7 separate regions of the Mus musculus genome follow, and all the other regions are linked to region 6. Evidence: chromatin loops called from intact Hi-C (ENCODE). Cell type or tissue: heart. All regions are shown on one strand. Links, peaks and the distances in the headings refer to the core of each region. The heading gives the core; the rest is flanking DNA.

Evidence for each region. Hi-C counts contacts between places; a loop is a spot of excess contacts. Peaks named below come from ENCODE experiments on the same cell type or tissue, not always from the same donor. Only the 100,000 strongest peaks of a DNase experiment are listed, where the experiment ranks them.
Region 1: a loop joins it to region 6, with 2.3 times the contacts of the local background. A loop is called at or near these places in 2 of 42 quality-filtered maps.
Region 2: a loop joins it to region 6, with 6 times the contacts of the local background. A loop is called at or near these places in 10 of 42 quality-filtered maps.
Region 3: it touches region 6 in a loop (4-fold over the local background); 8 of 42 quality-filtered maps call a loop at or near these places.
Region 4: it touches region 6 in a loop (10-fold over the local background); 14 of 42 quality-filtered maps call a loop at or near these places.
Region 5: a loop joins it to region 6, with 5 times the contacts of the local background. A loop is called at or near these places in 6 of 42 quality-filtered maps.
Region 7: a loop joins it to region 6, with 5 times the contacts of the local background. A loop is called at or near these places in 5 of 42 quality-filtered maps.

Annotation. Positions count from the first base shown.
Region 1 is chr17:17,183,000-17,187,417 of GRCm38, forward strand. The region is part of intron 1 of Gm38396 (predicted gene, 38396); the gene reads left to right. Among named protein-coding and RNA genes, the nearest start is that of Gm38396, 5.9 kb to the left of the region's middle. In heart, for the core only: no CTCF peak of the experiment used is centred there; no DNase peak of the experiment used is centred there.
Region 2 is chr17:17,232,320-17,236,737 of GRCm38, forward strand. Gm5165 (predicted gene 5165) reads left to right here and starts at 2,584. Exons shown (of 4, transcript NM_001362181.1): 1 at 2,584-2,706. The coding sequence starts at 2,677. In heart, for the core only: no CTCF peak of the experiment used is centred there; a DNase peak (open chromatin) is centred at 2,402; H3K4me3 peaks cover 1,451 bases; H3K27ac peaks cover 343 bases.
Region 3 is chr17:17,830,548-17,834,965 of GRCm38, forward strand. It overlaps Spaca6 (sperm acrosome associated 6), which reads left to right and starts at 428. Exons shown (of 9, transcript NM_001162909.1): 1 at 428-715; 2 at 1,512-1,592. The coding sequence starts at 457. Mir125a (microRNA 125a) reads left to right here and starts at 265; the gene lies at 265-332. It also overlaps a transcript of Has1 not described here. In heart, for the core only: no CTCF peak of the experiment used is centred there; no DNase peak of the experiment used is centred there; H3K4me3 peaks cover 1,544 bases; H3K27ac peaks cover 208 bases.
Region 4 is chr17:17,291,370-17,295,787 of GRCm38, forward strand. It overlaps Gm6712 (predicted gene 6712), which reads left to right and starts at 3,074. Exons shown (of 4, transcript NM_001324550.1): 1 at 3,074-3,220. The coding sequence starts at 3,191. In heart, for the core only: a CTCF peak has its summit at 2,573; a DNase peak (open chromatin) is centred at 2,932; H3K4me3 peaks cover 1,097 bases; H3K27ac peaks cover 259 bases.
Region 5 is chr17:16,949,031-16,953,448 of GRCm38, forward strand. BC002059 (cDNA sequence BC002059) reads left to right here and starts at 2,506. Exons shown (of 3, transcript NR_166921.2): 1 at 2,506-2,678. In heart, for the core only: CTCF peaks have their summits at 2,014 and 2,221; a DNase peak (open chromatin) is centred at 2,381; H3K4me3 peaks cover 978 bases; H3K27ac peaks cover 304 bases.
Region 6 is chr17:17,372,454-17,376,871 of GRCm38, forward strand. It overlaps Riok2 (RIO kinase 2), which reads left to right and starts at 1,879. Exons shown (of 10, transcript NM_025934.2): 1 at 1,879-2,217. The coding sequence starts at 2,152. Gm36768 (predicted gene, 36768) reads right to left here and starts at 1,763. Exons shown (of 4, transcript NR_168690.1): 1 at 1,561-1,763; 2 at 721-781. In heart, for the core only: no CTCF peak of the experiment used is centred there; DNase peaks (open chromatin) are centred at 1,698 and 2,098; H3K4me3 peaks cover 2,481 bases; H3K27ac peaks cover 2,073 bases.
Region 7 is chr17:17,001,974-17,006,391 of GRCm38, forward strand. It overlaps Gm51425 (predicted gene, 51425), which reads left to right and starts at 3,143. Exons shown (of 4, transcript NM_001374002.1): 1 at 3,143-3,303. The coding sequence starts at 3,274. In heart, for the core only: a CTCF peak has its summit at 2,693; a DNase peak (open chromatin) is centred at 3,068; H3K4me3 peaks cover 1,173 bases; H3K27ac peaks cover 494 bases.

The DNA of each region.
Region 1 (4,418 bases), core at 248-4,247, 190 kb before region 6:
CTCTGTGCCCTCTAGTTTGTGTGGCTAAGGGTTTACCTATCTTGTTCATTTTCTCAAAGAACCAGCTTCTTTGAACCAGTTTTGTTGATTACTTGCATAGTTCCTTTTCTTTCTGTTTGGTTTATTCCAGCCCCGATTTTGATTATTTCCTGTCTACTTCTCTTGGGTTTATTTCCTTCTTTTTGTTCTAGAATTTTCAGGTGTACTGTTAAAATGCTAGTGTATGCTCTCTCCAGTTTGTTTTTGGAGGCACTCGGAGCTGAGTTTTCCTCTTAGCATTGCTTTCATTGTGTCACCTAAGTTTTGGTATGGTGTGCCTTCATTTTCATTAAATTCTCCAAAGTTTTTAATTTCTTTTTTTTTTCCTTAGCCAAATTATCATTAAATAGGGAATTGTTCAGCTTTCATGTTTATGTCAGCTTTCTGGTGTTTTTTATTACTACTGAAGACCACCCTTAGTCCTTGGTGATCTGACAGGATGCATGGAATTATTTCAGTCTTGTATCTTTTGAGGACTGTTTTGTGACTGATTCTATGGTCAATTTTGGTGATGATACAATGAGGTACTGAGAAGAAGGTATTTTCTTTTGTTTTAGGATGAAATCTTCTATAGCTATCTATTAAATCCACTTGGTCCATAACTTCTCTTTGTTTCAGTGTGTCTGTTTATTTTGTGTTTTCATGATTAGTTCACTGATAAGAGTGCAGTTTTGACTTCTCCCACTATTATTGTTGATGTGCAACGTGTGCGGAGGCTTAGTTGTGTGTGTAGAGGCTTAGTAGCGTTTCTTTTATATATGTGGTTGCCCTTGCATTTGGAGGGTAGATATTCAGACTAGAGAGTTCCTCTTGGTAGATTTTCCCTTTCAGCAATATGAAGTGTCCTTCCTCATCCTTTTTAGATAACTTTTGATTGAAAGTTGCTTTTATTCGATATTAGAATGGCTACCCCAGCTTGTTTCTTGGGACCATTTGCTTGGAAAATTGTTTTCCAGCACTTTTTTTCTGAGGTAAGTAGCTTTCTTTGACACTAAGGTGAGTTTCGTGTTTGCACCAAAATGTTGGGTCCTGTTTATGCATCCAGTCTGTTATCCTATATCTTTTTATTAGGGAATTGAGCCCATTGATGTTAAGATATAGTAAGGAGTAGTGATTGCTGCTCCCTGTTATTTTTGATACTATTTTTATGTTTCTGTGGCTATTTTCTATTTTGCTTGTTGAAAGATTACTTTGTTGCTTTTTCTAGGGTGTAGTTTCCCTCCTTGATTTATATTTTCCATCTGTTATCCTTTGTAAGGCTGGCTTTGTGGCAAGATATGGTGTAAATTTGTTTTTTTCAAGGAATATCTTGGTTTCTCCATCTATGGTAGTTGATGGTGAAGGGCAAAGCAGGGAGATGGGGTATGGTATAAGGGGCTTTTAGTAGGGGGGGAAAATGGGGAAAGGGGGTAACACTTGAGATGTAAATTAAGAAAATATCCAATAAAAAATGTCCTCTATTATCATCATGAGAAGTGATTTTAAACCTAAACCTTGCTTTTCCAGTGTGATGGGGTATCCAGGACTTGCTATGCTGGGGGAGCTGGGTGCAGATGATGCCAGATAGCCTTAGTTTCTGTGGCTTATGTTCTTGTTCTTGCCTCTCTCCATCTGATTATCTCTATTGCTACTTGCACTCACTGTCTCTGACTGGAGCCTGTCTCTCCTGTTTTGTAGTTGTGTCAGAACTCAGAGTCCAGCTCTGTCTGTGATCCTGAGATCCTGGGTGTAAGAGCTCCTGGGAGTCAAGATGCCTTTGGGATCCTGAAATCCTGGTGTGACCAAGTTTTGCCATCCTGTGATTCTATTATCCTATAATCCTGGGTGTGTTAGAGCACCTGGGAGTGCAGCTTCCTCTAGGTGTTGTGGGATTGGGTGCACAGCTAGCAGCCAGGTCTGCTCAGGGACTGGCTCAGACTAAAAAAAGACTTAATGTATTATATAGTGAATGTATCATCAATACTCTGTAACATTAAAGATGATTTTTTGATTGTTTGTTTTTATTTTTTCATTTTTTGGTTTTTTGATACACAGTTTTGTGTGTGTGTGTGTACCCTAGCTGTCCTGGAACGCACTCTGAAGACCAGCTTGCCTGGAAGTCAGAAATCTGCCTGCCTCTGCCTCCCAAGTGCTGGAATTAAAGGCTTGCACCACCACTGCCTGGCCATAAAGATGTATTTTTCATTTGAACATTAATTCAACATTAGGTTTTCTTAAAGGGAAGCAAGAATATTTTAGAATTTAGTGAGCAGTTACCTTTGTAATTCCACTATTCCAACTATTGAAAAATAACACAAGAAAATGACATGAGTAAGTTTTATGTTATATGTTTTGTGTGTGTGTGTGTGTGTGTGTGTGTGTGTGTGTGTGTGTGTGTGAGTGTGTGTGTGTGTGTGTATTTCTCACTTTGAGGTGGGCAAAACTTTGATTTCCTGCATTAAGTTAGGACCTAGGAATGTGCTTGTCATGAACTCCTGCATAATGTTCATCTTGTACCCAAACAGAATGAGAACTGTATCTGTCAAAATAATGCTTCCCTTGTCTCCATTTTATGCTTTGTTTATTGTTGTTTCCCTTCTTCCATGAATTTTCACTTAGGAAATGTTGGACTCATTTAATTGGAACTAGATTCTTCTCTCATACAGTGTACCAAGGCCACTGTTTTCCTCCCTTCACTCCATTCACTTACCCTCTCCCTCTTCTATCCTCCTCCTCCATAGATCCCCTCCCCTTTTTCTGTTCTCTCAAAACAAGATAGAAAAGCCATGATGAAAGCTCTCCTTTTGAGCTTGGACATGGCAAGCAAATGGGAAGAAAAGGGGGTCAAGACCAAGCAAAAGAAGCAGAGATACACCTGCTCCCAGCGAGAGAAATTATTCAAATGCCCATGCTAATAGCCACGACATAGAGGAATAAGGCCTAGCTAACACACATGCCAGCCCCATTTTTGCCTAATAAGTCCATGTGAGGATTCCTAGAAATCCAGACAGTGTAAGCCGTGGGTTTCCTCTGATGTCCAGCTCCTCTAGTTAATCCAAATATTGGCTAGCCACTCAAAAAAGTTTGTCACAACCTTAACTCAGAACATATTCAGGCTGGAGAGATTTCAGTTTGAAGGTTTTGTAGCTTTTATTATGTCTAAGATTTTCTTTTTGTGGCCGGGGAGTACCCTCTCTCCATAGAGAGACTAGAACATATTTTCAGCTCTTTTTTCGAACATAGGGGTGAAAGACCCAAGCCTTTACACACTTGATTTTCAGTTTGATTTGGCTGTGTCAAAGTTGTCTTCAAGAATGAGTCCCTGAGGTGAGTTTTCAGTGAGTAATTTTCCCCCCTAAAGTCAGCATGAGATCCTTAGAGGCCTCTTTGGCCAACACCTCAAGGAAATGCAAACCTTTCATCACAGTGCTGGCTATAAAGATGGCCAGTTCAGAAACTCCTTTAGTCGTGGTCAATAGGATCGCCCTCATTGTTTCCTGAAGGTTTTCAGTACACTGGGTTCCTATACTAACCTGGAAAGTCCCCATAATTCCAGCTCTTTCTTCTTGCATCTCCTGCTCTCTTCCTACATTCCCATCTAAATGATCCCTCCCACTTCTTTTCACATTCACCCCAATCTTACCATGGAGTCTGTTCCTTTTCCCCTTCCCAGAAAGGTGCATGCAGGGTCTGTAGAAAGTAGCAGCTGAGTGATAGTCCATGGTGTAAATGTACCTTTTTTTTTATCCATTCTTCAGCTGTGGGACATATAATCTTGTTTTTAGTATCTGGCTAGTACAAATAAATCTATCAACAGAGTTGATCAAGTCTATTGTCGATGGAGAAACTTTTGCATGTATGCCTGTCTTAGGTGTTTATTGCTGTGAAGAGACACAATGACCAAGGCAGCTCTTTTTTAGATTTTTATTTATTTATTATATGTAAGTACACTGTAGCTGTCTTCAGACACTCCAGAAGAGGGCGTCAGATCTTGTTACTGATGGTTGTGAGCCACCACGCAGTTGCTGGGATTTGAACCTAGGACCTTCAGATGCAGTCAGTACTCTTAACCATTGAGCCTTCTCTCCAGTCTGCCAAGGCAGCTCTTATAAGGACAACATTTAATTGAGGCTGGCTTACAGATTCAGAGATTCTCTCTGTCATCATCAAGGCAGGAGCACCAGCGTCCTCGAAGGCATGGTGCAGGAGGACATGAGAGTACCTACATCTTCCTCTGAAGGCTCCTAGGAGAAGATTGTCTCCAAGGCAGCTAGCATAAGGATTTTAAAGCCCAAGCCAGAAAGTGGCACACCTGCTCCAACAAGGCCACACCTACTCCAACAATGCCACACCTCCTTATAAGGCCACTTTCTGAGCCAAGAATATGCAAACCACCACAA
Region 2 (4,418 bases), core at 118-4,117, 140 kb before region 6:
TGTCTTCTCCTTGAGATGATTCATCCACAAAAATTTTAGGACAAATAGAACTGCTTGGAGAATGAACACACACCACACACACACACATACACAGAGAAAGAGAGAGAGAGAGAGAGAGAGAGAGAGAGAGAGAGAGAGAGAGAGAGAGAGGGGTGGGCAAGCAGGAAAGCAGGACTTTGACAGAGAGATATCTAAGAATGGCAAGCAAGCAGAATATAGACAGAGAAATCTCCAGAGAGGAAACACAACAAAAAGCAGACTGGAAAAGCTGTATCAAGCAGAACACAGGTCAACAGCTTGGAATCACCATTTTTCTTATCCAGACACCACTTCTTTCACTCTCAGAACCTTTCTAAGCCAAACCTGGTCTTTGTCACCTATAAACACATACACACATACTGGTAATATATTCCATGTTTCCTACATGAGATTCTAGGCTCTTTGAGCCACATGAATAACACCCTATCACCCACACTATCCCCAATTATACACTCATTGCCACCGCAAATTTACCTCTTCAAACCCTGCAAGGCTTTCCTTAAGTTTTGCCAATCTTTCTATCCAAAAGAGGCAGCCTGAAAAGTATGAAAACACATATATTTATCCAATCCCAGAGCAGTCAATTTCAGTGGTTTTGCAGTGTCCTTGCTTATACTCGTGATACATTTTTCCCAATTAATTCATTTTACATAAAGCAATGTTACTATTACTAAGATTTCTTTAAAATTGACCAGGAAATATAGACTTCGTGGATTATTTGGTATTCCTGAAGTACTTAAAAAATTTCTATCAATGTAGATTATACTTATCTCAAAATTCCAAGAAAGGATACAAATTTTTGTTTTTATTTATTACTAGCTATGCTAATAAAAGTTTAAATTCTTTAAAGTGGAAAATTTAATTTCATGACAGGCTACCCTAAAGTAGATACTCCTTCCACATCTGATGCATTACACACCCCTCTTCTTTACTCAGAATGCACATTGACTGTTGACTGGCCTTCCAATTATTGGTGATGCTATTGCAGAAGTCATCACATTCCTCCTGAGCAATGGCAGGCCTGTATCCATTCAAAATAGTCATAGTCTTAATGAACTATTCGGATCAACTTATTCATTTTTATTTATGTATTTTGTGTAGAGGTGGTGGTGGAGGGGGTGTTCCTCTCTGTTCCTTTTCATCTATTCCTACATCTTAAGTCTTATGCTTCTATTCTTCTTTTTTCAACTATTTAAGTCTTATATTTCCCTTCTTTCTCTTCATCTTTGTGTTCTCCTTCTCCTTCTTTATTTTATTTTATTTTATTTTGTGTGGTTTTTTTGAGACAGGGTTTCTCTTTGTAACATTGGCTGTCCTAGAATTCACTCTGGATGTAGACCAGGCTGGCCTCGACCTCAGAAATCTGCCTGCCTCTGCCTCCAGAGTGCTGGGATTAAAGGCGTGTGCCACCAGGCCCGGCTGGCATACATCTTCTTATGTCTTCAGTCAGGAATACTATAGTGCTGGCTCTCCCACATTCTTTAAATGCTTAAGGTTTACCTCCAGTATGGATTTTGTGGCGACTTTTATGATTACATATATTCGTTAAATACTTTCTAGGTTCCTTACAGTTGTTACGTTTTATTCCTATACATATTATGATATATACTGAAAACCAGCTGAAACAATCAGCCACATGGACTGAACAACCACTGGATTGCTCAACTTCCCATTGGTATAGAGTTATAGTTGGAAGAGTTGGCTATCAGCTTGGGAGCCATACTAATAAATCCACTTTCCACATAAATAGAGAGACCCTAGAGCATTTTCCTAGTACAGCTGTGTTTTTGGTTTATTTTAAGATTTTATTTATTTTTTTTGGCACTTTCCTACTAAGGAAAAGAAAATAGAATAGTAGATTATAGAATAACAATAGAGCTCCAGCTGGAAAGTTTGTGCAATTTACCTGAACCCAGTAAGAAGCCACAATACAAAACGTTGTTTCTTAAAGTCACTAATTAGCAGTTAAACTGGGCATCCTTCCATTTGTGAGACAGATTTTTCACTCCACTGCAACTTTAGTAATATGCTTCATTCTACTAGCAAAAAGAGGAAGTGCCTTCTGAGGGCAGTGGAATCACAGGTCAGAATTTCAGTCCTGGCTCTTGAGAACAAGGTCACAGCTCACAAGGGGAGGAGCAGGCAACCAATCAAAGGTGAGCTGGAGAGATGGGGCGGCAAAGGCTGGCGTATAGGCTATCGGAAACCTGGGACAACTGCTACCAAAATACATATCTCTGCTGATGTGGAATAGGTGTGCGTTTAGATTGGAAGCCTGTGCACTGAACCACTATTCCGAGTTGCGTTTGCACCCTATCACCCTGAGAGAGTTGCTCCTGTCACTCAGGATTTACTGGCCAATCACGGCATTGAGGAGGATCTGCCAGTCATAAGAGGAGGGTGGTTTTTCCGGATGCATTTTGCTGGTTCCCTGTGAGATCTGCCAGTCAAAAGCGGAGGGTGGTTCTTCCGGAACGCATTTTCCTGATTCCCTGGGGGATCTGCCAGTCATAAGAGGAGGGCGGTTTTTCCGGAATCCATTTCGCTGGTTCCCTGTAATTAAGCAGGATTAAGTGATTTGTCCCCTGTGCTGCTGGGTACTGTGAAGGAAGCTCAGGCAAGTTCTGAAAGTGCGACATGATGAGGATATTGTCACTTCCCACAGAGGTGAGGAGCGGGATCGGGTGTGCTGGGTCCTACGGAAGGCTGGGTCGGAACCAGCAGCTACATGCAGGCACCTGTGAGTTGCCTCGTGGTTTTAGCCGCTTCTAGACCCAACGGTGGCACCTGCATAACTTCACTATCTGGGCTGAATATTCACAAAACCTTTCGAGCAGGGTCCTGTGTATAGAAACACCCTTAGCAGGATGCCAAAGGCAGACAGGCTAAGTTTCTTTCGTGTATTCTACAAGTTGTTCTCTTGGCATTTAGCGTTGAGTTTTGTACAAGGCAGTAAGAATGGATCAATTCGCATTCTTCAACATGCTAACCGTCAATTGAGCCAGCACCATTTGTTGAAGATGCTGTCCTCTTTCCACTGGATGGTTTGAGCTCCTTTGTCAAAGATCAAGTGAGCATAGATGTGTGAGTTTATTTCTGGGTCTTAAATTCTGTTCCATTGATCTGTCTGTCACTGGACCAGTAACATGCAGGGAGTTTTTTGTTTGTTTGTTTTTGTTTTATCACAATTGCTCTGTACTGCAGCTTGAGTTCGGGGATGGTGATTCCATCAAAGGTTCTTTTATTGATGAGGTAGTTTTTGATGTCCTAGGACTTTTGTCATTCCAGATTTATTTGCAAATTGCCCTTTCTAATTCTGTGAAGAATTGAGTTCCAATTTTGATGGGGATTGCAGTGAATCTGTAGATTGCTTTCAGCAAGATAGTCACTTTTACTGTACTAATCCTGCCAATCCATGAGCATGGGAGACCTTTCCATCTCCTGAGATCTTCTTTGATTTCTTTCTTCAGAGACTTGAAGTTCTTATACAGATCTTTCACTTCCTTAGTTAGAGTCACACCAAGGTATTTTATATTTGTGACTGTTGTGAAGGGTGTTGTTTCCCTATTTCTTTCTCATTCTGTTTATCGTTTGTGTAGAGAAAGGCCTCTGATTTATTTGAGTTCATTTTATATCCAGCTACTGCACTGAAGTTGTTTATCAGGTTTAGGAGTTCTTTGGTAGAATTTTTAGGGTCACTTATAGATACTATCATATCCTCTGCAAACAATATTTTGACTTTTTCTTTTCCAATTTGTATCCCCTTGATCTTTTGTTGTGGAATTGCTCTGGCTAGGACTTCAATAGTTATGGAGAAAGTGTGCAGCCTTGTCTAGTCCCTGATTTTAGTGGTATTGCTTTAAGTTTCTCTCCATTTAACTTGATGTTGGCTACTGGTTTGCTGTATTTGCCTACGAGGTAATGGCCTGCTCTTGTTGAAAGACACAGTGCCTATTCATACATTCAATAATATCTATCTTTTTAAGAAGTCAATTCTTGATTACACTTTTTAAGTTTCATTTTCTTAGAATTTCTCTGAACATCTAGATTTTTTTTTTCTCTTTAGTGTTTCTGGAGAATTTAAGTATTTTATCTGTTTTCTCAGCTGCTATGATCATTTGTTTCTCTTTAGAGAAATTTCTTCTATAGCCCAGGCTTGCCTTTTGCTATGTAATTTCTTTGAACACCTAATCCTGCTTCTGCTGTCCAATGCCTGAAGAAAAGCATATAAATTCTTCCAGGATAAGCCCTGACTGGTCAATGAGGGAAAAAGACAGAGAGATATGAATGAATGAATGAAGGAAGGAAGGAATGAATGAATGTTCTCCTACCTCCACCACTTTCTAGGGGAAATTATAGATCAAGAGGGACATTGGTAA
Region 3 (4,418 bases), core at 310-4,309, 460 kb after region 6:
TTTCTTTGCAGTCTCTATGCCATCTTGAGATTTTCGAATTTTCTGTCTCTGTCTCTTATGCCAATGTCTCTAGGGTTCTAGAAGCTTCTGTTTCTCTAGTGCTGTGAATGTATCTCTGTGACACTGGGTTTCTGAGCTTTTTGAGGCATCTCCTGGTTCCTTTCTATCTTCTGGGGCTTAGGGTATCTGTTTCTGTCTCGCTTCCCCGTTCCCACCTCTGGGGAAAAGGGTTTTTCTGGTCCACCATAGCTACACTGCCGGCCTCTGGGTCCCTGAGACCCTTTAACCTGTGAGGACGTCCAGGGTCACAGGTGAGGTTCTTGGGAGCCTGGCGCCTGGCCCAGCCACAAATTTAGGGATTTCAGGTGACCCCTGGCAACCTTCCTCTAGCTGGAGCCTGATGCTTGACCATCATTTGAAACTCAATCTCTGATCACAGGCTCCCCCTCCCCCACAATGACCTCACAAAGGTCACTATCTTCTCCTCAGACCCGGAGACCCTCTGTTATGGGTCTTATTTCCTTAGTAGGGAGCATTGTCCTGTTGTTCCTGCTGATCTTCAGGGCATCCACGTGGGCCTGTCTCTTCTGCTTCACTACCTATGAGGAACGCCTCCGTGTCTGCCAGCTGTTTGTGGGCAGAGAGGAAACCAAGATAAACCTGTGCAGAAATGAGCTTGAAGGGGCTTTTGAAGATCTCAAAGACATGAAAATCAGTGAGGAGCCCCTCCTTCCTGAACCAGGGCCCTGGGGAGGGGAAGGAGATTCCTTGAGCTACTCCAAGAAGAAAAGCCAAGTACAGGATCATGACATAGACACAGAGAAGAGAGACAGGTGGAAACAATGGAAGGAAACAGGTCCAGAGTGGGGTGGAGACAGACAAAACAGTGCCTCAGAGAGAGTCTAAAGACAGTAAGGGAAAGAGATGGAAAAGTAGAAGCATTGCTCAGAGAGAGGATATGGATTGGGAACACAGATGAGTGGGGAGATTAGAGACCTGGAGAGAGGGACAGAGAGCTAGGAATCAATCCAGAGAGATGAGAGACACACAGAGAGTAAGGTACATAGAGATAAGACAGGAACAGAGTCCCAAAGTGAGGGACATAGGTATAGATACAGAGAGTAGTTTCAGGAAGAATAGAGAGACAGTGATCTAGAGATAGGTGGGACAGAGACCAATGGGGTTGGAGTAAAGATGTAGATGAGGAAGCAGATCCAGGGTACCAGGTAACAGGCCTAGAGAGAGAGAGATTAGATGGATGGAGAGATACCAAGATTGAAGGTTTAGGTTAGGGTTAGGGAAACACACACACACACACACACACACACACACACACACACAGAGAGAGAGAGAGAGAGAGAGAGAGAGAGCTCTAGGTGGGGCACATAGAACAATAGACTGGGGCTATAGAATCTGGGATGATCACAGGGCTTGGAGATATTCAGCCATGAGTGGGACATAGAGAACACCATGGAACCAGGTTTGTGCCATGGTGTCTCATCTACCTTCAGACTATGATGAGAGGAGCTACCTGCATGATGAATTTACACAGATGACAGTTTCTCTTCAGGAGAAGGCTGCTAGACGACGGGGTGAGTGTTTTATGGGCATAAGTGGTGGGGAAAGTCATCTTGAGGAAGTGACCCTGGGAACCTGTCTGAGTTAGGTTATTTGTTGAGGAAACTCCAGAGATGAGGGGAGTCAAAGATGGCAAGGAACTGAGGGAAGTAAATAAGTCACAGGGAGTCTGAAGCTTTTGTGGGGTCAAGTACATGTGACCTATCTGGGATTCTCACTGTCAGGACTCTGAAGCCTGGATGTGTTCCTGCCTCTCAACCTGGGTTCCAACTACTCACCTGTAAGATAGTAAATTTCTTAGGCTCTCAGATTGAGTCATTCTTGTCATCTCTGAAGGTGGGACATTCTCATCTCCTAGGGTGAGACATTCTCTTTATCTCCCAGAGAGGTCGGAGCTCATTGGGAAGGAATGGTTCTTTTTTGAGATAGGTGTTATAGAAGATATGATCCCTTCAAACAAAACACACACACACACACACACACACACACACACACACACACACACATTGCTCATGGCTAGTGAAGATAGGAAGAGTGGAGCTAGCCATTCAGGGGAAGACATAGACATAGTCAGGGCCAGACTCTTCCTGGGACATTAGAGAACACCATACACATGTAGCTGTATGGAGCAGACATAAGGATCTGAGGACATGAATTTCAAAAAGATGTGATTAACACTAATCACACCAGATGCTCCCAACTGCTGGGCACACAGTCTCTTAAGTATATTAGATAGGAGTATTATAGCTATGTGAGAATTCCTTTTTGTTTGTTTATTCAATTAAAGGATAAATTGGCCATTCCCACAATCTGGGAGTTCAAGGCTTTTTTTTTTTTTTTTTTTTTCCTCAACTACAATGGTTCATTTTGTTCCCACTAAGTTTTATATCAGAGGCCCCCCCAAACAAAGAAAGGGACCATTTATTCAGGAGTGTCCAGGACTATCCAGAATTTTCTGTGTGTCCAAAGAAAAATCAGAGGAACCTGAGAGATGGAAGGAATGTAGAATGCTGGGATATGGATACTGTTGTTGACTGGACATGTCTCCATATTGAAAACTTGGAAAAATAGACCAAGGGTAGCTTTTGGGAGTAGGAGAGCTCTTTCTAATGTGAGACAGATTTGGGGGCAGGTGAAGGTTCTGGTTAGAGAGGAGGGGGTCTGATGCAGATCTGAGGCCATAGTGAAGAGGAGTACAACTGTCTCTAGATCATGCTCCTGTGGAGTACTACTGTCTCTAGATCATGCTCTTGTGGAGTACAACTGTCTCTAGATCATGCTCTTGTGGAGTACAACTGTCTCTAGATCATGCTCCTGTGGAGTACAACTGTCTCTAGATCATGCTCCTGTGGAGTACAACTGTCTCTAGATCATGCTCCTGTGGTTAAGCATTGGCCCCAGATGCTTCATTTAGATCCAGCTTCTTGACTCTGGTACTTCTCCTTGTAGATGAGCCATAATGTACCATGCTTTAGTTAATACTTCTAACTCCCTCTTAACAGTTTCATAGACACATGTAGTTTGGTTTTACCTTCCATGCTCTGACAGAATACCTGGTAATCAGCTTAATGGAACAAAGGTTTATTCTTGATCACTGTTTGAGGGTATAGTCCATCAGGTCAAGAAGACATGGCAGGAGTGTGAGGTGTCTGCACACACAGGAAGCAGGGAGAGATGAATGATGGTGTTCAGCTTTCTCCATTTGATTCACTCTGGAACTCCAGTCCATGATATGGTACCACCCGTATACAGGGTGCGCCTACCCACTCCTCCACAGGTCCAGAGGTTGGTTTCCATAATGATTCTAAATCCTATGAACTTGACAAAAAAGATGAACTTTCATACTTGTCTAGGGTCCCCCCAAAGGACAGGACCTCATTTTAACCTCTCTAATAATGCTGTCTCCAAGTACAGTGGCTTTCTCTTCCATAATGTAATGGGGATTAGGATGTCACGTATGAATAGGGTTGGGGGGTATACACTGTCATATCCATGTCTACCAGAAGGCTGGTCTCTGGAGAGCTCCAGCTCATGAACTGGTGGTATTCTGGTAGTTAGAATTAAGGCTTCGAATATTAAAATGTGAAGGGGTAGAAATGAATGGTGGTTTGCATAAGGAAGGAGGGGCACTTGGAAGTGCTCTTTTTAAAGGGAATGGTGGTCACTGACCTGCTAACTACTGCTTTATGGCACTGTAGCCCATGTTTTATAGTTTTGTACATTTTCAAATTGTGTGTGTGTTGGGGTGGGGAGGAGGGTTGGTGGATGTGTGTACCAAAGCCTTTGAAGGCCAGAAGATGAACTTCAGATGCCCTGAAGTTGGAGTTAACAGATGGTTATGAATCTCCTGACACGAGTACTGGGAAACAAAGTAGGATCCTGTGCAAGAGCAGTTCATTGGTTTAACTTCAGAGCTATCTCTTCAGCCTCCTTCCCATTTTAAAAAAGAGATAGCAAGCTTTTATATGATGTCCCAAAGTCATATATTGGCAACCAGCTCATATGCAGAAAAAGAAATAAGCTGGGTGTGCACAGCCATGGTGCACACTTTTAATCCCAGGACTTGACCCACAGAGACCAGCCAATTTCCAAGTTCAAAGCCAGACTGTTATACAGTGTTCCAGGACAGCCAGGGCTATGCAGAGAAACTCTGTCTCAAAAAACTGGGGGGAAAAAATATTCCTGTCTGATTTTTATCAGACAGGTGATGCATTTGGGTCTAAGGCCACTTCTGTTGACCTAGTTCTTGCTGGACTCTAGAATTCACTCAACATATATTTCCCTGTTTTCTTTTTTGTGTTCTGAGGATGCAGTATTCAAGAGTTCAGGGACCATTGAGA
Region 4 (4,418 bases), core at 180-4,179, 81 kb before region 6:
TCAGAAAATTACTAAGGAAGGAAGTAAAGAGATTTAGGGAGTGGTAATTGAAGGAGATCTCACCCAGGTTTTTGCTTGTTTGTTTACTTGTTTGTTTGTCTGTTTAAGCTGACAAAGACAAATAAATTCCTGAGTTCAGGATCAGCCAAAGACAGATCAAAGTTACCCTAAGGCGTGGTGAAAATAGTAATTTCAGAGCAGAGTCCTGCTCAACTAGCCTATCATCCGTGCTTAATAAAGTCAGACAGATCTTTAGTTTTTTGGAATTTTAAGAAAAAATGTATGCCTCCTATCTTCTAAGAATCAAAGCACCGGGGTCATGGGATGCTGATTCATGAGCTAATCAAAAAGAAAACCTGGAGTAAATTACTGGATTGATAGGTAAAATAAAAGACTGCACCTGTCTTCTCCTTGAGATGATCCATCCAGAAAAATTTTAGGACAAATAGAACTGCTTGGAAATGAAAACACACACACACACACACACACACACACACACACACACACACACACACACCTGTACAAAGAGTGAGAGAGACAGAGTGTGAGACACACACAGTAAAAGAGGGGGGAGAGAGAGAGAAGGAGAGAGAGAGAGCTAGAGAGAGAGAGAGAAAGAGAGAGAGAGAGAGAGAGAGAGAGACAAGCAAGCAGGAAAGCAGGACTTGGACAGAGAGATCTTTAAGAATGGCAAGCAAGCAGAATATAGACAGAGAAAGACAGAGAAATCTCCAGAGAGGAAACACAACAGAAAGCAGACTGGAAAAGCTGTATCAAGCAGAACAAAGGTCAACAGCTTGGAATCACCATTTTTCTGATCCAGACACCACTTCTTTCTCTCTCAGAAACTCTCTCTAAGCCAAACCTGGTCTTTGGCACCTATAAACACATATCCACATACTGTTAACATATTCCATGTTTCCCAGAAGAGATTCTAGGCTCTTTGATGCACAGGAATAACACCCTACCTCCCACACTATCCCCAATTATACACTCATTGCCACTGCAAATTTACCTCTTCAAACCCTGCAAGGCTTTCCTTAAGTTTTGCCAATCTTTCTATCCAAAAGAGGCAGCCTGAAAAGTATGAAAATACATATATTTTTCCAATCCAGGAACAGTCGAGTTCAGTGGTTTTGCAGTATCCTTGCTCATACTCACGATACCTTATTCCCAATTAATTCATTTTGCAGAAAGCAATGTTACTATTACTAATGTTTCTATACAATTGACCAGGAAATATAGACTTTGAGGATTATTTGGTATTCCTGAAGTACTTAAAAATCTCTATCAATGTAGATTATATTTATCTCAAAATTCCAAGAAAGGATACAAGTATTTGTTTTTATTTATTACTAGTTATGCAAAAAAAAAGTTTAAATTTTTCACAGTGGAAACTTTAATTTCATAACACACTACACTAAAAGTAAATACTCCTTCCACATCTGCTGCATTACACACCACTCTTGTTTACTCAGAATGCACATTGACTGTTAACTGGCCTTCCAATTATTGGTGATGCTATTACAGAAGTCATAACATTCCTCATGAGCAATGGCAGACCTGTATTCATTCGAATTAGTCATAGTACCAATGAACTATTCTGATCAAGTTATTCATTTTTATTTCTGTATTTTGTGTAGGGGTGATGGTGGAGGGGGTGTTCCTCTCTGTTCCTTTTCATCTATTCCTACATCTTAAGACTTATGCTTCTATTCTTCTTTTTTCAACTATTTAAGTATTATATTTCCCTTCTTTTTCTTCATCTTTGTGTTCTCCTTCTCCTACTTCTTCTTTATTTTTATTTTATTTTATGTGGTTTCTATCGAGACAGGGTTTCTCTATGTAACATTGGCTGTCCTAGAATTCACTCTGGATGTAGACCAGGCTGGCCTCGACCTCAGAAATCTGCCTGCCTCTGCCTCCCGGGTGCTGGGATTAAAGGCGTGAGAAACCACGCCCGGCTGGCATACATCTTCTTAAGTCTTCAGTCAGGCATACTATAGGGCTGGCTCGCCCACATTCTTTAAATGCTTAAGGTTTACCACCCATATGGATTTTGTGGCTACTTTTATGATTTCATGTATTCGTTAAATACTTTCTAGGGTCATTACAGTTACGTTTTATTCCTATACTATTATGATATATACTGAAAATCAGCTGAGACATTCAGCCACATGGACTGAACAACCACTGGATTGCTCAACTTCCCATTGGTATAGAGTTATAGTTGGAAGAGTTGGCTATCAGCTTGGGAGCCATACTAATAAATCCACTTTCCACATACATAGAGAGACCCTAGAGCATTTTCCTAGTACACCTGTGTTTTTGGTTTATTTTAAGATTTTATTTTATTTTTTGGCACTTTCCTACTGAGGAATAGAAAATAGAATAGTAGATTATAGAATAACAATAGAGCTCCAGCTGGAAAGTTTGTGCAATTTACCCGAACCAAATAAGAAGCCACAATACAAAACGTTGTTTCTTAAAGTCACTCTTTAATTAGCAGTTAAACTGGGCACCCTTCCACTTGTGAGACAGATTTTTCAGTCCACTGCAACTTTAGTAATATGCTTCATTCCACTAGCAATAAGAGGAAGCACCTTCTGAGGGCAGTGGACTCACAGGCAAGAATTTGAGTCCTGGCTCTTGAGAACAAGGTCACAGCCCACAAAGGGGAGGAGCACGCAGCCAATCAGAGGTGAGCTGGAGAGATGGGGCGGCATAGCCTGGCGTATAGGCTATCGGAAACCTGGGACAATTGCTACCAAAATACATATCTCTGCTGATCTGGAATAGGTGTGCGTCTATATTGGAAGCCTGTGCACTGAACCACTGAACCACTATTCCGAGTTGCGTTTGCACCCTCTCACCCTGAGAGAGTTGCTCCTGTCACTCAAGATTTACTGGCCAATCACAGCATCAAGGAGGATCTGCCAGTCATAAGAGGAGGGTGGTTTTTCCGGATGCATTTTGCTGGTTCCCCGTGAGATCTGCCAGTCAAAAGCGGAGGGTGGTTCTTCCGGAATGCATTTTCCTGTTTCCATGTGGGATCTGCCAGTCATAAGAGGAGGGTGTTTCTTCCGGAATCATTTTCGCTGGTTCCCTGTAATTAAGCAGGCTTAAGTGATTTGTCCTGTGTGCTGCTGGGTACAGTGAAGGAAGGTCAGGCAAGTTCTGAAAGTGCGACATGATGAGGATATTGTCACTTCCCACAGAGGTGAGGAGCGGGATCGGGTGTGCTGGGTCCTACGGAAGGCTGGGTCGGAACCAGCAGCTACATGCAGGCACCTGTGAGTTGCCTCGTGGTTTTAGCCGCTTCTGGACCCAACGGTGGCACCTGCATAACTTCACTATCTGGGCTGAATATTCACAAAACCTTTCGAGCAGGGTCCTGTGTATAGAAACACCCTTAGCACGATGCCAAAGTCAGACAGGCTAAGTTTCTTTCGTGTATTCTACAAGTTCTTCTCTTGGCATTTAGCATTTTGGTTGTCATTCATTTCGAGTTAAATTTGTCTATGTTTAATATGTATCTCATGTGTTTGGTGAATGAAAGCACATTTTTTTTTCAATATTTCTCCGTGGTTTTTTTTAATAACCAGAAAAAGTGTGGACTAATTTTAGAACAGCTTCGTCTTTAGTTTTTTATAAAATTGTTTCTGAGACAAAGTATGTTGACACGTGGGTCCTAGTCTCTTTCTCTACCTTGCTAAACTTCATAATTCATTAGTTAAATGGCTGTACCACAAGAGAGTTTTAAATTGCTCATTTTAGTCATGTAATGTACTGCCCTTTGCAGTAGAAGTAGAAGTACTTGCATATGGAGCATGGCTTCTGTCTTCAGACTTCAACAGGAGGAACAGTTTACTGTGTACAGTTCAGGGCTAAACAGTGTAGACAATAGCTAGCTCCTACACTGTAGTTTAAGGGAATCATCTGCAGGGGTCATCATTATGAACAAGCTTCTGATGGTGTAATTTACAATTACCAAGGTAAATTAAGTCATGCATGTGAATAAAAATAATCCAGATTGGTGGGTATACCACCTGGGGAGGTTATGTTGAACCAAACTTCATTGATCTAGATAAGGCCATTCAGAAATTTGAATCAAGGGTAATTGGCTTTATCTATGTGTGTCAAGTTATAGACTTCAGCAGCTAATGTTGCATATAATGACGGGATCATACATTATCTTATTGATGCCATTTCCCTAAAAGGTAATAGCCTGCTATTGTTGAAAGACACTGTATCTAGGCATACTTTCTTTTTTATTTCTTAGATATTTTCTTCATTTACATTTCAAATGCTATCCCCAAAGCCCTCTATAGCCTCCCCCTGCCCTGCTCCTCAACCCACACATTCCCTCCTCCTGGCCCTGGCATTTCCCTGTACTTGGCCTCATGATCTTCACAAGA
Region 5 (4,418 bases), core at 206-4,205, 420 kb before region 6:
ATTTAAGCAATTTTTTATGAAGATTGTATTGTACCAATTCATTACATAATGTGCTGCAAAGGATTATTAATATGAGACATTTTCTCCCTTCCCAAAAAGGTCAATAATCAATCTGTCAACTTGTACACATATATATATATATAGCCACAGTCTAATTTATAATGAAAACTATTAAAGCTCCATATGTACAGAGGACTATAATTTTATGCTCAATCTTCTCTGTGACACTAAATGTGTAAATATATTTAAGAAGTCATTTTTACAATACAATCAGACTCCTGACACATTGACTTATGATAAACATATACTTGACCGAGTTCCCCTGTGACCTCCCTATAATACTGGCTAACAGAAAACTGCCAATTGATAATATGTGACATTAGAAACTTAATGATAAGCATGGGCTGCAAAGACATATGCTCTAGTAATTTGTGCCTTCACTTTTGTTCCATTTTATTTAATCTATATTTGATTGTTCAAACTGAAACATTAATGAGTACATTGCTTATTTTCCAATAATTCTTTAGTAAATTTTTTTGCAGAAAAATAATAAGGAATTTGTATCATGTGTATGATTGATTGTCTGGTTGACAATTCTGATCATTCACAAGGATGGAATATAAGTTTCTAGTCATTTTCATATTTTGAAAGATATTTTGTTTTCCTAAATCTCAGAAGAGTAAACTAACTGATACTAGTTAAGGGATTTGTTTTTCAAGATTTTCAGTTGTATACATCTTTTGCTTTGTTTTGTTTTCTCTTGTTTTTTTTCTTTTTTTTTTTTTTTTTTTTTTTTTTTTTTTTTTTTGAGACAGGGTTTCTCTGTATACCCCTGGCTGTCCTGGAACTCACTCTGTAGACCAGGCTGGCCTCAAACTCAGAAATCTGCCTATCTCTGCCTCCCGAGTGCTGGGATTAAAGGCGTGTGCCACCACACCTGGCTGGCATACATCTTCTTATGTCTTCAGTCAGGGATACTATAGTGCTGGCTCTCCCACATTCTTTAAATGTTTAAGGTTTACCTCCAGTATGGATTTTGTGGCGACTTTTATGATTACATGTATTTGTTAAATACTTTCTAGGTCCCTTACAGTTGTTACGTTTTATTCCTATACATATTATGATATATACTGAAAACCAGCTGAGACATTCAGCCACATGGACTGAACAACCACTGGATTGCTCAACTTCCCATTGGTATTGAAAGATCCTGGCAGAATGTAAAAGGACACAGAAGCCCTGAAATTGGCAAGATAGACGTCAGTGTTAGCAGAACTAGCTTCACTGATTTAGAAAAATAGAGGTGCACAATGCTCTGGCCACTCCTTGAACCTGTGTGTCTGCCAAAGTTCTGACCAGGTGTGTGCCCATTGCTGCACCTTCATTAGACTCTTTCCTTGTACCCCTCCCATACCCATTTCTTGAGAATAGACATTGTTTAGATCTGGAAATCCCCTAATCTCCCCCTTCTCCTTTCCCCCCTGAGGGCCTATAAAAACTGGGAACTCTTTCCCCTCGAGGACGACTCCTCTACCCCTGCGTGGGATATGAGTCGTCCCCAGAGCTCTGGCTTTCCCCGAATAAAGCCTCATGTGGTTTGCAACAAGCTCGGTCTGTCGTGAGTTCTTGGGTGTCCGCTATTGTCCTGAGGCCTGAGCGAGGGGCTCCTCTCGGAGTCTTTCAGTATAGAGTTATAGTTGCAAGAGTTGGCTATCAGCTTGGGAGCCATACTAATAAATCCACTTTCCACATACATAGAGAGACCCTAGAGCATTTTCCTAGTACACCTGTGTTTTGGGTTTTACTTTATTATTTTATTTTATTTTTTAGCACTTTCCTACTGAGGAATAGACAATAGAATAGTAGATTATAGAATAACAATAGAGCTCCAGCTGGAAAGTTTGTGCAATTTACCTGAACCCAGTAAGAAGCCACAATACAAAACGTTGGTTCTTAAAGTCACTCTTTAATTAGCAGTTAAACTGGGAACCCTTCCACTTGTGAGACAGATTTTTCACTCCACTGCAACTTTAGTAATATGCTTCATTCCACTAGCAATAAGAGGAAGCACCTTCTGAGGGCAGTGGACTCACAGGCAAGAATTTGAGTCCTGGCTCTTGAGAACAAGGTCACAGCCCACAAAGGGGAGGAGCACGCAGCCAATCAGAGGTGAGCTGGAGAGATGGGGCGGCAAAGGCTGGCGTGTAGGCTATCGGAAACCTGGGACAATTGCTACCAAAATACATCTCTCTGCTGATCTAGAATAGGTGTGCGTCTAGATTGGAAGCCTGTGCAATAAACCACTATTCCGAGTTGCGTTTGCACCCTCTCACCCTGAGAGTTGCTCCTGTCACTCAAGATTTACTGGCCAATCACGGCATCAAGGAGGATCTGTCAGTCATAAGAGGAGGGTAGTTTTTCCGGATGCATTTTGCTGGTTCCCCGGGAGATCTGCCAGTCAAAAGCGGAGGGTGGTTCTTCCGGAATGCATTTTCCTGTTTCCCTGTGGGACCTGCCTGTCATAAGAGGAGGGTGGTTCTTCCGGAACCCTTTTCTCTGGTTCCCTGTAATTAAGCAGGCTTAAGTGATTTCTCCTGTGTGCTGCTGGGTACTGTGAAGGAAACTCAGGCAAGTTCTGAAAGTGCGACATGATGAGGATATTGTCACTTCCCACAGAGGTGAGGAGCGGGATCGGGTGTGCTGGGTCCTACGGAAGGCTGGGTCGGAACCAGCAGCTACATGCAGGCACCTGTGAGTTGCCTCGTGGTTTTAGCCGCTTCTGGACCCAACGGTGGCACCTGCATAACTTCGCTATCTGGGCTGAATATTCACAAAACCTTTCGAGCAGGGTCCTGTGTATAGAAACACCCTTAGCAGGATGCCAAAGTCAGACAGGCTAAGTTTCTTTCGTGTATTCTACAAGTTCTTCTCTTGGCATTTAGCATTTTGGTTGTCATTCATTTCGAGTTAAATTTGTCTACGTTTAATATGTATCTCATGTGTTTGGTGAATTAAAGTACATTTTTTTCAATATTTCTCTGTGGGTTTTTTTTTTGAAATAACAAAAAAAGTGGACTAATTTTAGAACAGCTTCATCTTTTTTATAAAATTGTTTCTGAGACAAAGTATGTTGACACGTGGGTCCTAGTCTCTTTCTCTACCTTGCTAAACTTCGTAATTTATTAGTTAAATGGCTGTACCACAAGAGAGTTTTAAAATTGCTCATTTTAGTCATGTAATGTACTGCCCTTTGCAGTAGAAGGAGAAGTACTTGCATATGGAGCATGGCTTCTGTCTTCAGACCTCAACAGGAGGAACAGTTTACTGTGTACAGTTCAGGGCTAAACAGTGTAGACAATAGCTAGCTCCTACACTGTAGTTTAAGGGAATCATCTGCAGGGGTCATCATTATGAACAAGCTTCTGATGGTGTAATTTACAATTGCCAAGGTAAATTAAGTCATGCATGTGAATAAAAATAATCCAGATTGGTGGGTATACCACCTGGGGAGGTTATGTTGAACCAAACTTCATTGATCTAGATAAGGCCATTCAGAAATTTGAATCAAGGGGAATTGGCTTTATTTATGTGTATCAGGTTATAGACTTCAGCAGCTAAAATTGCATATAATGACGGGATCATACATTATCTTATTGATGCCATTTCCCTAAAAGGTAATAGCCTGCTATTGTTGAAAGACACTGTATCTATGCATACTTTTATTTTTTCTTAGATATTTTCTTCATTTACATTTCAAATGCTATCCCCAAAGCCCTCTATAGCCTCTCCCTGCCCTGCTCCTCAACCTACCCATTCCCTCCTCCTGGCCCTGACATTTCCCTGTACTTGGGCTTATGATCTTCACAAGACCAAGAGCCTCTCCTCCCATTGATGGTTGACTAGGCCATCCTCTGCTACATGTGCAACTAGAGACAAAGCTCTGGGGGTTACTGGTTAGTTCATTTTGTTGTTCCTCCTATAGAGTTTCAGACCCCTTTAGCTCTTTGGGTACTTTCTCTAGCTCCTTCATTAGGGGCCCCGTGTTCCATCCAATAGATGACTGTGAGCATCCACTTCTGTATTTGCCAGGCACTGTCGTAGCCTCGCAAGAAGAGCTATATCAGGGTCCTGTCAGCAAAATCTTTCTGGCATATGCAATAGTGTCTGGGTTTGGTGGTTGTATATGGAATAGATCCCTGAGTGGGGCAGTCTCTGGATGGTCATTCGTTCAGTCTGCTCCACACTTTGTCTCTATAACTCCGCACATGAGCATTTTGTTCCCCCTTCTAAGAAGGATCAAAGTATCCACCCTTTGGTCTTCCTTCTTCTTGAGTTTCATGTGTTTTGCAAATTATATGTTGGATATTCTGAGTTTATGGTCTATTATCCACTTATGACTGAGTGCATATCATTTGTGT
Region 6 (4,418 bases), core at 142-4,141:
ACAACCCAGCTAAAAGGTTTTTCATAGGTAACTGTCTAAGGGAGTTGCAATAAGAACAAACAGACATGACTACAAACTGACTCAAAGAGATGACATAGATTGTTAAATACATTGAATTCCAGACTTTAAAAAAAAAATGAGAACTTTAGGCACTCAGGGTCCTTTATGAGAAGCAACATGTGTCTGTATGAGTTTGACTACAGTGGAGAAGTCTGGGAAAGGGAAATTCAACATTCTTAGTCCTTGGCTTTTCTGTTACATCCAGTGGTTTTTTACACATCTCCTTCCCATAAGTTCAAGTTTTAGGACTTGGGATTAAGTTTCCCCAGAGCCTAGAAAAAAAAAAGTGGTATCTATATTTGATAAATGGTGAATGGATGAAGAATAGGCTAAGTCAGCTGTGGGTCCAGACCCCTTTGGGAACCCCGTCTCCAAAAAAGTATTTGCATTACATTAAGAATTGTAACAGTAGCAAATTACAGTTATGAAGTAGCAATAAAAAACAATTCTATTGTTGGCAATCACCACAAAATAAACTGTATTAAAGGACCGCTGTACTAGGATGGTTGGGAACCACTGGCTTAAGTCACACTAAGTATGGTGAGAAAGGAAGATTGAATTTAAATCCTTTACTCATAAATGACTTGATTACTAAAAAAACAAACAAACAAACAAAAAACCCACAATATTGAAAAGATGAGAAATCTGGACTGTGATTACCCCAATATTCCAGAACTTGGATCCAAACCCACTCAATTAGTGGTGGCTCTGTGGAGCAATGCTGAAAGGAGACAGAAAGACAGATAATCAAAGCTTCAAACTTTTTGTTTTCACATGTTCTAATGTTAATGTAGAAAGAAAAATTCCATTGTGTACAACGGTCTTAATTAGTTAAGTCCTAATTAGATATGCCTAGAATCCTGTATTCAAGCATACAAGACCCCAAAGACAGGAACATAGAGATGAAAAAGGATTGATCTTTTGTTTCGATTTGATGATTTTAGATTACCAACTACTTTAGCTGGACCGATACGGACACTACAGCCTGCTGTCTGCCCCTATGCTTTATGAAAGAGCTTACTCCAGGAAGATACTCAGCACCACTCTCCAAAAGGAGGAAATGAATACATTGTTTCTTGGAAACTGGAAGGAGTGGAGTATGGAAGGAACACGAAGGTATCTTAATCTGAGTCCTTAAAGTTTGCACATACCTCAAAAAAAAAAAAAAAAAAGTTACACACCAGTCGTTGGCAATCTCTCAAGTATAAAGCAGATCATAACACTGGACACTTATAGCGCCCAAGCTTAACCTAAGAGCTGACCAGAGAAGATCTGCAGCTTAAAGGACTGAAATATAGATAATTCGTGAAATGAGAAACACAGGTACTGAATATCACATGAGTCACACTTGTTACTATGCTGCTGCTGTCGGGATGAAGGTACGGTAATAAAAGTCTTTGTCTTGGGTACATTGTCTTGTTAAGCCTCCCAAATGCTCCTGGACCCAAGAAACATTGAGGTGCGCGCTTTCTTTGGAAGCGAGCACTGGATAGTACGTACAGAAGCTCCTCCTAACCCGTCCTGGGATCAGCGTCCCAGGCCAGCGGGGCAGCTCCTAACCCGGCCCTCCTCCGCCGGACAGGGGTGGGGCTGCCGAGAGACAGCGCGTGCGGCTCTGTGGCCACCCTTTCAGTGGTTTTGCTGGCCTCCGGTCTCGCTTACTCATTTCCCTCCCTGACTTTACAGTGCACAGTTGCTGCACTAAAAGTGGGCGTGGCTCGGAACGAATAAAACACGCCCCTCTCGTGACGTAAGCACTGTTGCATGCGGAAGTCCGGCCTTAATTCCAATCAGGTCCTAGCAGCTCTGAAAAGTAACGTGGCATACTATGTAAAACATTTGCAACTTGCCAAATCAGTCAAACGTAAATTATTTATTTAGGGGCTGAAAAATCACTTCTGCCTGATTTTTAGCTACAAAAACGAGAAAAAAATAGCATTTTTCTACTGCTTCTTGAGCACGTGTTCTTACCTAGCGATAAGCACCTTAAATACAGGGCGCGTGCGCGGGCAGGTCGCCGCCGAAAGCCTGCGAGATTACCCAGCAACTTTGCGTCTTCCCAGAGAGCGTCCGTGGTGGAACTGGGCAAGCATGGGGAAGGTGAATGTAGCCAAGCTTAGGTACATGAGCCGCGATGACTTCAGAGTTCTGACTGCGGTAAGGAGTACACCTTTCTTGCTTATCCATTCGGTGACGTCCTCCTCCTGCTATTCTAAGGTCGCTGGGAGCTGAGTGAGGGCTCTCTGATTTGTGGATTGTTTGCCGAGGCTGGGATCTGGGTAAAGGGCACCAAGGTCTGATTTTCATGAAGCTTTGTGAAAAAAAGAACTATCTTTTACTAAACATGGTTCTTCCTTTCAGCTTCTTTTGCTGCAGATGTGCTTACGTCTCTGTGGCCCGGGAAATTTCATTGATCTTTGGCTTCCAAACTAGGGGAGGGTGGGAGTTAAGTCCTCTAATAGACTCAGACACTTAATGTTAAAAAAAAAAAGTCAGCTTTCTCTATCAAATATAACAGCAGAGTGCAAAACAAAGGAGGAAAGGAGATGCCTCTTAGTCGACCAGCAAATCAATATGTTAACAATGTAGTCAGATAGTAAGTACCGTGAAGGTAACAAAGGATAAAGAAATAGAAAGTAGCCACGTGTTGGAAGGATACTGTCTTTGAGTTTTACAGTGATGGAGACAGAATCCAAGAATCTTGTCTTTACTGTTAATCGAACTACAAAGTTTGTCCCCACCCCCCGAACCAATGAATCTTAACTGCCGGAGAAAAAAGTGTCCTTGGAGAGAGTTGTAGAAGAGGTGTCCTTGGAGAGAGTTAGAGGCAAATTAGAGCAAAAACTCAGAGATGGGAGGGAGAGTCTTCATAGAAGAGAAAGGTTCGATATAATGGTTGGGGACATACATGGAAAATGAGAACCAAACCATATAAGCCCTTGCAGGCCTAGTAAACGATGTGTGTGTAAGCCCGTGATTTATTTTTATTTATTTTTTAATTCATTTATTTATTTATTTATTTTGGTTTTTCAAGACAGGGTTTCTCTGGGTGTCCCTGGCTATCCTGAAACTCACTCTGTAGACAGACTGGCCTCAAACTCAGAAATCTGCCTGCCTCTGCCTCCCAAGTGCTGGGATTAAAGGCGTGCGACACCACTGCCTGACCTGTGAATGTTTTAATTAGGAAGATGACAAAATCTGATTCTGTAGTTTTAGTGTTGTGGCACAGAAATCAGGACAGTTATGTAAGGTTAGAATGAGTCAGGCTTTGTTTAGGAGTTGCTGACTTTTGGTAAGGGCTGTGTTGCATAATAGGATATGAAATGTGAGTTGCCTGGTTCATGTATTATTTTAAGCCTTTGTAGCCAAGTTAAGTAGGTAACGTTTACAAATTCATCAAATGCAAGGTCCACATGAACTTTGGCATGTGCTTCCTTTTTCCTATAGCTTCCTTAATTAACCTGGCTTTTTCTTTAAGTAATGGCTTTCCTTCTCAGCACATTCATTCATTTCTCAGTGTCTTGACAAAAATAGGGTAGTCGATAAGTGTATTGGAGGATTGGGGAAGCAAGGAAAGGAGATAAGAACGAGCTAAAACTTTCAAAGGCGCAGTTATGGTGGGACACCAGAGTAAAGATTTTTCTTCCAGAATTTCTAAGATCCTAAAGACTCACCTAGGCAGCAGACTTAACATTCTGGACTCAATGGATGCCACCAGTGCTGTCTTCCCTGGCTGCTCCCTGTAGGAACTTCTTTGCCATTTCTTTGCCAGTTACCATTTCTTGACTTGTTGCATGTTTAATGTTCACCACCACCCCCCACACACTCTCCCCAGTTTTTCACATCCCCATCTCATTAATATTTTTAATAATCCTTTTTCTTCAGTTCAGAATTTTGACTCTTCATTTCTTTTACCCTTTTACATTGTTGTCTGGATCTCCCCTACTACTTCCTGAAGATCTTTAATTCAATGGAGAACAGTCTAGAAAGACATGAACCCAGGCCTCCACACAGTGCACACACATGGAAAACATACCACATATGAAGGGGCAAAAGAATCTTAATGCCCTCCTTTCATTACCACCACCAGCTGGCCCTTGCTGCTTCCTATTTTCATCATAGCTAAGGCACTATATTAATTCTCTAGTACAGTCCTTCCAGTTTTTGTATGTTCCTACTAGATTGATGTCCTAAATATAACCTCCCTCTCTCTCCCTGTCCCTCTCCTGTAGCTCTGACTGTCCTGGAACTCTCTCTGTAGACTAGTCCGGCTTTGAACTCAGAGATCCAACTGCCTCCACCTCCAGAGTGCTGTAATTAAAGGCGTGTGCCACTATACCTGTCTCTCTTTCCATTAT
Region 7 (4,418 bases), core at 295-4,294, 370 kb before region 6:
ATCAGATAGGGGACTAATATCCAATATATATAAAGAACTCAAGAGGGTGGACTCCAGAAAGTCAAATAGCCCCCTTAAAAGATGGGGCTCAGAGCTGAACAAAGAATTCTCACCCGAGGAATACCAAAAGGCTGAGAAACACCTGAAAAAATGTTCAACATCCTTAATCATCAGAGAAATGCAAATCAAAACAACCCTGAGATTTCATCTCACACCAGTCAGAATGGCTAAGATCAAAAATTCAGGTGACAGCAGATGCTGGCAAGGATGTGGAGAAAAAGGAACACTCCTCTATTGTTGGTGGGATTGCAAACTTGTACAACCACTCTGGAAATCAGTCTGGCGTTTCCTCCAAAAATTGGACATAGTACTACCGGAGGATCCAGCAATACCTCTCCTGGGCATATATCCAGAAGATTTCCCAACCGGTAAGAAGGACACATGCTCCACTATGTTCATAGCAGCCTTATTTATAATAGCCAGAAGCTGGAAAGAACCCAGATGTCCCTCAACAGAGGAATGGATACCGAAAATGTGGTACATTTACACAATGGAGTACTACTCAGCTATTAAAAAGAATGAATTCACGAAATTCCTAGGCAAATGGTTCGACCTGGAGGGCATCATCCTGAGTGAGGTAACCCAATCACAAAAGAACTCAAATGAAATGTACTCACCGATAAGTGGATATTAACCCAGAAACTTAGTATAGTGAGATATAAGGTACAATTTGCAAAACACATGAAACTGAAAAAGAAGACCAAAGTGTGGACACTTTGCCCCTTCTTAGAATTGGAAACAATCACCCATGGAAGGAGTTACAGAGACAAAGTTTGGAGCTGAGACAATAGGATGGTCCATCTAGAGAGTGCCATATCCAGGGATTCATCCCATAATTAGCTTCCAAGCGATGACACCATTGCATACACTAGCAAGCCTTTGTTGCAAGGACGGTGATATAGCTTTCCCTTGTGAGACTAGGCCGGGGCCTAGCAAACACAGAAGTGGATGCTCACAGTCAACTATTGGATGGATCACAGGGTCCCCAATGGAGGAGCTAGAGAAAGTATCCAAGGAGCTAAAGAGATCTGCAACCCTATCGGAGGAACAACATTATGAACTAACCAGTACCCCAGAGCTCTTGACTCTAGCTGCATATGTATCAAAAGATGACCTAGTCGGCCATCACTGGAAAGAGAGGCCCATTGTTCAGGCAAACGTTATATGCCCCAGTACAGGGGAATACCAGGGCCAAAAAATGGGAATGGGTGGGTAGGGGAGTGGGGGGGGGGACTTTTGGGATAGCATTGGAAATGTAATTGAAGAAAATAAGTAATAAAAAAAAAGAAGAACATTTTTAAAAATCTCTATCAATGTAGAATATATTTATCTCAAAATTCCAAGAAAGGATACAAGTATTTGTTTTATTTGTTACTAGCTATGCTAATAAAAGTTTAAATTCTTCATAGTGGAAACTTTAATTTCATGACACACTACCCTAAAGTAGATACTCCTTCCACAAGTGATGCATTACACACCCTTCTTCTTTACTCAGAATGCACATTGACTGTTGACTGGCCTTCCAATTATTGGTGATGCTATTGCAGAAGTCATCACATTCCTCCTGAGCAATGGCAGACCTGTATCCATTCAAAATAGTCATAGTCTTAATGAACTATTCTGATCAACTTATTCATTTTTATTTCTGTATTTTATGTAGGCGTGGTGGTGGAGGGGGTGTTCCTCTCTGTTCCTTTTCATCTATTCCTACATCTTAAGTCTTATGCTTCTCTTTTTCTTTTTTCAACTATTTAAGTCTTATATTTCCCTTCTTTGTCATCATCTTTGTGTTCTCCTTCTCCTTCTTCTTCTTTATTTTATTTTATTTCATTTTATTTTGTGTGGTTTTTTTTTGAGACAGGGTTTCTCTTTGTAACATTGGCTGCCCTAGAACTGCTCTGGATGTAGACCAGGCTAGCTAGAAATCTGCCTGCCTCTGCCTCCGCAGTGATGGGAATAAAGGCGTGTGCCACCACACCTGGCTGGCATACATCTTCTTATGTCTTCAGTCAGGGATACTATAGTGTTGACTCTCCCACATTCTTCAAATGTTTAAGGTTTACCTTCAGTATGGATTTTGTGGCAACTTTTATGATTACATGTATTCGTTAAATATTTTCTAGGTTCTTTACAATTGTTACGTTTTATTCCTATACATATTATGATATATACTGAAAACCAGCTGAGACATTCAGCCACATGGACTGAACAACCACTGGATTGCTCAACTTCCCATTGGTATAGAGTTATAGTTGGAAGAGTTGGCTATCAGCTTGTGAGCCATACTAATAAATCCACTTTCCACATACATAGACAGACCCTAGAGCATTTTTCTAGTACACCTGTGTTTTTAGTTTATTTTAAGATTTTATTTTATTTTATTGGCACTTTCCTACTGAGGAATAGACAATAGAATAGTAGATTATAGAATAACAATAGAGCTCCAGCTGGAAAGTTTGTGCAATTTACCTGAACCCAGTAAGAAGCCACAATACAAATCGTTGGTTCTTAAAGTCATTCTTTAATTAGCAGTTAAACTGGGCACCCTTCCACTTGTGAGACAGATTTTTCACTCCACTGCAACTTTAGTAATATGCTTCATTCCACTAGCAATAAGAGGAAGCACCTTCTGAGGGCAGTGGACACACAGGCAAGAATTTGAGTCCTGGCTCTTGAGAACAAGGTCACAGCCCACAAAGGGGAGGAGCAGGCAGCCAATCAGAGGTGAGCTGGAGAGATGGGGCGGCAAAGGCTGCGGTGTAGGTTATCGGAATCCTGTGACAATTGCTACCAAAATACAAATTTCTGTTGATCTGGAATAGGTTTGCGTCTACATTGGAAGTCTGTGCACTGAACCACTGAACCACTATTCCGAGTTGCTTTCGCACACTCTCACCCTGAGAGAGTTGCTCCTGTCACTCAGGATTTACTGGCCAATCACGGCATTGAGGAGGATCTGCCAGTCGTAAGAGGAGGGTGGTTTTTCCGGATGCATTTTGCTGGTTCCCCGTGAGATCTGCCAGTCAAAAGCGGGGGGTGGTTCTACCGGAACGCATTTTCCTGGTTCTCTGTGGGATCTGCCAGTCATAAGAGGTGGGTGTTTCTTCCGGAATCCATTTCGCTGGTTCCCTGTAATTAAGCAGGCTTAAGTGATTTGTCCTGTGTGCTGCTGGGTACAGTGAAGGAAGCTCAGGCAAGTTCTGAAAGTGCGACATGATGAGGATATTGTCACTTCCCACAGAGGTGAGGAGCGGGATCGGGTGTGCTGGGTCCTACGGAAGGCTGGGTCGGAACCAGCAGCTACATGCAGGCACCTGTGAGTTGCCTCGTGGTTTTAGCCGCTTCTGAACCCAATGGTGGCACCTGCATAACTTCGCTATTTGGGCTGAATATTCACAAAACCTTTCGAGCAGGATCCTGTGTATAGAAACACCCTTTGGCAGGATGCCAAAGTCAGACAGGCTAAGTTTCTTTCGTGTATTCTACAAGTTGTTCTCTAGGCATTTAGCGTTGAGCTTTGTATAAGGCAATAAGAATGGATCAATTCTCATTCTTCTACATGCTAACCGCCAATTGAGCCAGCACCATTTGTTGAAGATGCTGTCCTCTTTCCAGTGGATGGTTTGAGCTCCTTTGTCAAAGATCAAGTGAGCATGCATGTGTGAGTTTATTTCTGGGTCTTAAATTCGGTTCCATTGATCTGACTGTCACTGTACCAGTAACATGCAGGGGGTTGTTTGTTTGTTTGTTTTTGTTTTGTTTTTATCACAATTGCTCTCTCTGTACTACAGCTTGAGTTTCAGAATGGTGATTCCAACAAAGGTTCTTTTATTGTTGAGATAGTTTTTGATATCCTAGGATTTTTGTTATTCTAGATTTATTTGCAAATTGCCCTTTCTAATTCTGTGAAGAATTGAGTTCCAATTTTGATGGGGATTGCAGTAAATCTGTAGATTGCTTTCAGCAAGATAGTCACTTTTACTGTACTAATCCTTCCAATCCATGAGCATGGGAGACCTTTCCATCTCCTGAGATCTTCTTTGATTTCTTTCTTCAGAGACTTGAAGTTCTTATACAGATCTTTCACTTCCTTAGTTAGAGTCACACCAAGGTATTTTATATTATTTGTGACTATTGTGAAGGGTGTTGTTTCCCTATTTCTTTCTCCTCCTGTTTATCATTTCTGTAGAGAAAGGCCTCTGATTTATTTGAGTTCATTTTATATCCAGCTACTGCACTGAAGTTGTTTATCAGGTTTAGGAGTTCTCTGGTAGAATTTTTAGGGTCACTTATAGATACTATCATATCCTCTGCAAATAATGATATTTTGACTTTTTCTTTTCCAATTTGTATCCTCT